Regions from separate parts of the Homo sapiens genome. Here region 1 is linked to region 2. Evidence: read pairs that join two places in POLR2A ChIA-PET (ENCODE). Cell type or tissue: A673. All regions are shown on one strand.

Region 1 (2,500 bases), 140 kb after region 2:
GTCACACAGCTAGTTAGGGGCAGAGCTGGAGCTTGACCAAGGGTCCTGACTGGCGGTCTTGCTCTCTTTCCTGCATAGCATACAAGACTCCCCTCCCAGGCAGCCCAGCCTGACCACTGTGGGGGCTCTGTTTCCCTTCTCTGTCTTGTGGCACTGACTGCCCGGGGTGGCGGCTGGGTGCCTCTGGGACTCCTTGGAGGTCCTCTTCTCTCAGCTGAGAGTCTGGGGGAGTGCTGCCTGCTAAGGGCTTTGGGGAACTTCCTGTCTTCTGCCCATCTCCTCCCCCCACGCTCCCTCCGCCTCTGCCTCTGCCTCTGCCTCTGCCTCTGCCTGGGTCTCTACCGCCCCTGCTCATCAGCTGTCCCTTCCCCTTTCCCACTCCAAGGCTGTCAGTGTTTGGGGGAGATTATGCAGTGTTGACATTGGAATATGAATTAGGCGAGAGCGGCAGCCAAATATTGGAATTAGGGAAGGCAGGAGCCCAGGCGGGGATCCAAGAGTGGCTGGAACATCTGTGTCTTGGCTGTTCCAGATGCCTGACCCTGCGCCCACCTGAAAACGACGGGTCCAGAGCCACAGACAAGCTCTGATGCAGCCGAGGCTTGGTCCTTGACTTGCCAGCTGAGACTACAACTAACAGTCCCACAGAACTTGGCCCCATCAGCTCGCTGTATTCCGAAGCCCAGGAAAAGGCAGATGCTTCTGCTGTGAGTTGATAGACAGAGGCAAGATGCTGCCCCAGGATGTATTCTTCATCTGATTGTCTGAAATCCCATCTTCAGTGCTCTGTTTCTACTGCTCAGGTCAGCATTTGCAAGAATGTGTTCCACAAAACCCAAGTTCTGCAGGCTGTTAAGAAGTTGTGTGTAAAAGGCGGTTCCATGGCCATGTACTTGGGAGAGATGTTGAACAGAGCTAAGCAGGACTTCCCAGGCAGGGCCTTGAGTAATTTAATAGGCACAGCGATTCATCAGAAGCGGGAGGGATAAAGTCTGGAGTATTTCCTAAGCTTGTTTGACATGTAACCCTGTTCTCATGGAGTATCTTTTTGGACCAGTGCGAACGGATCTAACTGTATTCTAGCAGCTGCTGGTACCTCTGTCCAGGCGCTGGCGTGAGATGGACACTTAATACATATGGATTGAGTCTGAATCTCTCAGAACCTGCTTCCTGTAAAATGGAATAGCAGCACCTGTCCTGAGTGTTTTTGTTTTAATTTTTGAAAGTCAAATGAGAGGCCTGTGTGTGGGAGTAGTTGCAAGCTGAATAGTTGCACATATTTCGGGAATGATTACGATCAGCCCTGTCTCTTCTTTTAACTAATCTGATAAATGTAGACATGCTGACAGTTTTGTGATAATACTCCCCCGCCTGGGGCTTTTCCATTTTCCTCTCCAGGAAGAGGGCCGTGTTTAGCATAGCATTCCTCAGTGTGAGTTCATGCCTTCATGGGCCTTATCACATGGGAGTGCTAGTGGCAAGCTCAAGGCCAGCTTGCTGAGTGGCAGGACAGAAAGGCAGTAGATTCCAGGGCTCTTGACTCCTGAGTCCAGCGCTGTGCTTGTCCCAGTGCTGCCATGGTGCCAGGTGTGGGACAGGACACTGGGGAGGCACGCACGTGACAGAGGCACTTCCTGGACCAGCTCGTGGTGGCACCTTGCCCACCACCAGACACCCCTCCCAGGGCCTGAGCACTGCCCCAAGCTCCCTGCAGGACAGCCATGCTCGAGTCTGGGACCAAGAGTGCTCTCTTTAAGGAGGCTGGGATCTCAGAGTGGGACTCTCAGCATCCAGATACCAAAGGGGGTCGTCCTCTTCCTCCCTCTTTTCTTCCTGCAGGGGTTTCTTGGGCCACAGCCTCACCTTTGCCCATCCCCCTCAGTTGGGAATTGTCTGAATTAAGAGTTAAAAAAGGTCAGATCTTGGAAGGATTGAGCCTCCTCTCCCAGGAGGCCCAGAGAAAACTTCAAGTCATAAACCTATTGTCCTGGAAACCCTCACTTCCCCTAGCTGTGCCTCGGTTTCCCCATCTGTAAGCTGAGGAACCTCATCTAGCTCTAGAAAGTAAGTCTATGGATTGAGAAACATCATAAACTCCTGCCATTTACATATGAAATACTTCTTGTAATTCCCTCTCCCCTCCGTCCACCCTCCTGTGGGGTCCTCCTCGTGTCACTCCTGTGTGATTACAGTAGCTTCCTAAGGTGTCTCCTGGACTCTAGTACTTCTCCTTCACGTCTGCCTGGAGAAATCTTTGTAGGTTCTGCTCTCCTCATGTCCTTTCCCTACTTTCAAACTTGGGATGGCTTCCTGCTGCTCCTGTGTAAGGTCTGTGTCACATCTCTTCACCTCTGCCACAGAGACCACTTGGGATTTTCTAGAGTACTGGAAGTTTTACTCTTCCTAGCCTTTGCTTTTGCCATTTCTTCAGCTAAAATGCCTTTCCTCCTTCTCCTGATGATGACATTTTCTGCAACCTGCAAGACCTAACTTCTTCCCA
Region 2 (2,500 bases):
GTGCTTAGAAGGCCCAACTGGTCAGAGCCTCCTCCCAGGGTCAAGGCAGGTGCCAAGGCCAGTTCACCATGGAGAATGTGGACTTGAGAAGAGCAGCCTGGAGTAGGGGAGCTCCCAGTGCAATCCCTGCAGTAGCAAGACCCGAGGCGCCGGCAGCAGCCTCAGAGGAGTGCCCCACGCCCCAGCTCAGGAAGACTCATGCCCCTTGAGCCCAGGGAACAAGCGAAGGAAAATCTGGTGTCAGTGTGGGTAGTTTCAGCCTATTCCAGAAAGGACTCCAGCCTCATGCTGTGCACTTGGTGGTCTCATCTCTTCAACCACAACATCTTCTCCTTATCCAGTGTAAGGACCCTGAACAGGAGGCTGCACAGATGGGGTCAGGAGAAGCCCCAGGTGGGACCAGAGGTGTTACAACCTTGGGAGACAGCTCAGAGCACCAGGGCACCAGAATACTAACCAGCTCCACTAGAACCCCCCTCTCCCTAGGCCAGCCCTGAGTCCCCACCTCAGAATGCAGGGCTGGGCCAGCCACTGCAAGGCAGCCTGTCTCTTGCTCACCTCTAGGTCCTGGGCACTCTGCCTGGCTTGCTGGGGGGGTGGTGGGGGGGTAGAACATTTAGGAAGTTGGGGAGAATGTATGAGCCTTTTCCCAAATAAGTCCAAGAAATTGAGGCACAGAGCAAGGGAAACCCACTAGTTCAAGGTCACCCAGGAGAGATGGTGGCTTAGCCCCCAGGGGAACCTAGGAGGCCCAGACTCCCTGCCACTCGCCTCATTCAGATCAGAGACCCTGAGCTCGATGGAGCTCACCCCAACTCGGTCTCCACCCCCGCCAGCCCCGGTAGCCCCTACCAGCGCTCCCATTGATCCTCCAACCAGCTGTCATTGTCTGGGCTCGAATCCATCTTCAGCACCAGCTGCATGGAGAGCCCTGCCCGGCCGGGGGGCTGCGGGGCCCCAGGGCTGCCCTCTCATGCCCGGAAGGGTGGGGGGGCCAGGGCTCAAGGCAGGGCTGGGGGCCTCTGGCCTCCACCGCTTGGGCCTGTCTTTCTGCGTCCTGCCTGCTGCAGAAGCCTGGGGAGCTCATTAAAAATAGACAGGCCAGGAGAGGAGGCTGCAGCTGCCGACCCGGGTCCCAGCCCCAGCTCTTCCCAGCGCAGCCCTCAGCTGCAGGCACCTTCCTCCCGGCTGGCCTGGCCCTTGCGCTGCTGCCGCTGTGGCCGCCTCCCTCACGGGATCAGGTTACTGCAATCAATGCCACTGGCTCCACCTGCCCTTCCAATGCCCCTGTCGGGGGCTGAGTGGCCCCCCCTCCCTGGCCCAGGCTTGTAAGTAGATGGCAGAAATCTAGGATGTTTCCCCCCAAAAGCCAGCCCTTGGTTGGCTTTAAAGGGCCAGTTCCCCAGTCAGGGTGCCAGGTGGGAGATGAAGGGGGGCTTCCCAAACACCCTAAGAATGAACACTCGGTTTGCACTGCCATAGGCTCAGCCCCCCGACCTCATCAGAGAGGCTTCTGTGGGCCCAGGCTGCATCCAAACTGGGTTTGATCTGGGCTGCCTCCTTCTGCAGCCAGAGCTTGAGCCTTCAGGACCCAGGAAGGCAGGGCCTATGGAAGCAGGAGGCACCAGAGCCACAGCTAAGGGCAGGCCAGTGTTTGGGCCCTTAGAGCAGAGCTGGAAGGGCTGCTGTGTGGTAATGAGCTTCCTCTCCCTTTGGAATGACATAAACAGAACCTGGAGGCCCCTGGAGGGCACTGCACAGAGGGGTGGGGAATGGGGGCTGGATGGACAAGGTGCCCTGTAGGGTCACGTCTGACCTGCAGCCCAAGGGTGGTGGTTCCCCAGGCCATGGGGAGGGTGTGGCTGGCCAGCTGGGGTGGAAGTGGGGAGGAGGGCCTGGCCCAGAAGCCAGAGCAGCCCTCCTCCGTCCGGCCAGGGCAGGGTGGCATCTCAGGCTCAGGGACAAAAACCCAGTGGCCAGCACCAAGTAAGTGTTCAATTCACACTGGTTGCCCAGATGGTCACCGAGAAGGCCAGTGGTGCAAAAGGGAGCCCCTGGTACTCAGATGGCATGGGAGAGCTGCAGGACCGCTGACCCAGAGGTGCCCTGAAATGCCCCTGCTCTGCCAGTGACCTCTGCACATATATATATATATATATATATATATATTTTTTTTTTTTTTTGAGACGGCCTTTCGCTCTGTCACCCAGGCTGGAGAGCAATGACATGATCTTGGCTCACCGCAGCCTCTGCCACCTGGGTTCAAGTGATTCTCCTGCCTCAGCCTCTTGAGTAGCTGGGATTGCAGGTGTGCATCACCATACCTGGTTAATTTTTGTATTTTTAGTAGAGACAGGGTTTCACCATGTTGGCCAGGCTAGTCTTGAACTCCTGACCTCAGGTGATCTGCTCGCCTCGGCTTCTCAAAGTGCTGGGATTGCAGGCGTGAGCCATGGTGCCCAGCCCCCCTGCACACATCTGTGTCTCCTCACACATGGCT

The links. ChIA-PET counts read pairs that join two places held together with the same protein. Peaks named below come from ENCODE experiments on the same cell type or tissue, not always from the same donor. Only the 100,000 strongest peaks of a DNase experiment are listed, where the experiment ranks them.
Region 1: POLR2A ChIA-PET joins it to region 2 with 14 read pairs; 1 of 35 experiments calls an interaction of 5 or more read pairs at or near these places.

What each region holds. Positions count from the first base shown.
Region 1 is chr11:45,753,463-45,755,962 of GRCh38, reverse strand. No RefSeq gene overlaps it. Among named protein-coding and RNA genes, the nearest start is that of LINC02690, 3.1 kb to the right of the region's middle. RefSeq lists an enhancer at 1-127. In A673, no CTCF peak of the experiment used is centred here; DNase peaks (open chromatin) are centred at 972 and 1,392; H3K27ac peaks cover 1,913 bases.
Region 2 is chr11:45,895,303-45,897,802 of GRCh38, reverse strand. The region is part of intron 1 of MAPK8IP1 (mitogen-activated protein kinase 8 interacting protein 1); the gene reads right to left. Among named protein-coding and RNA genes, the nearest start is that of FREY1, 11 kb to the left of the region's middle. RefSeq lists enhancers at 540-1,409, 1,410-2,281. In A673, no CTCF peak of the experiment used is centred here; a DNase peak (open chromatin) is centred at 1,238.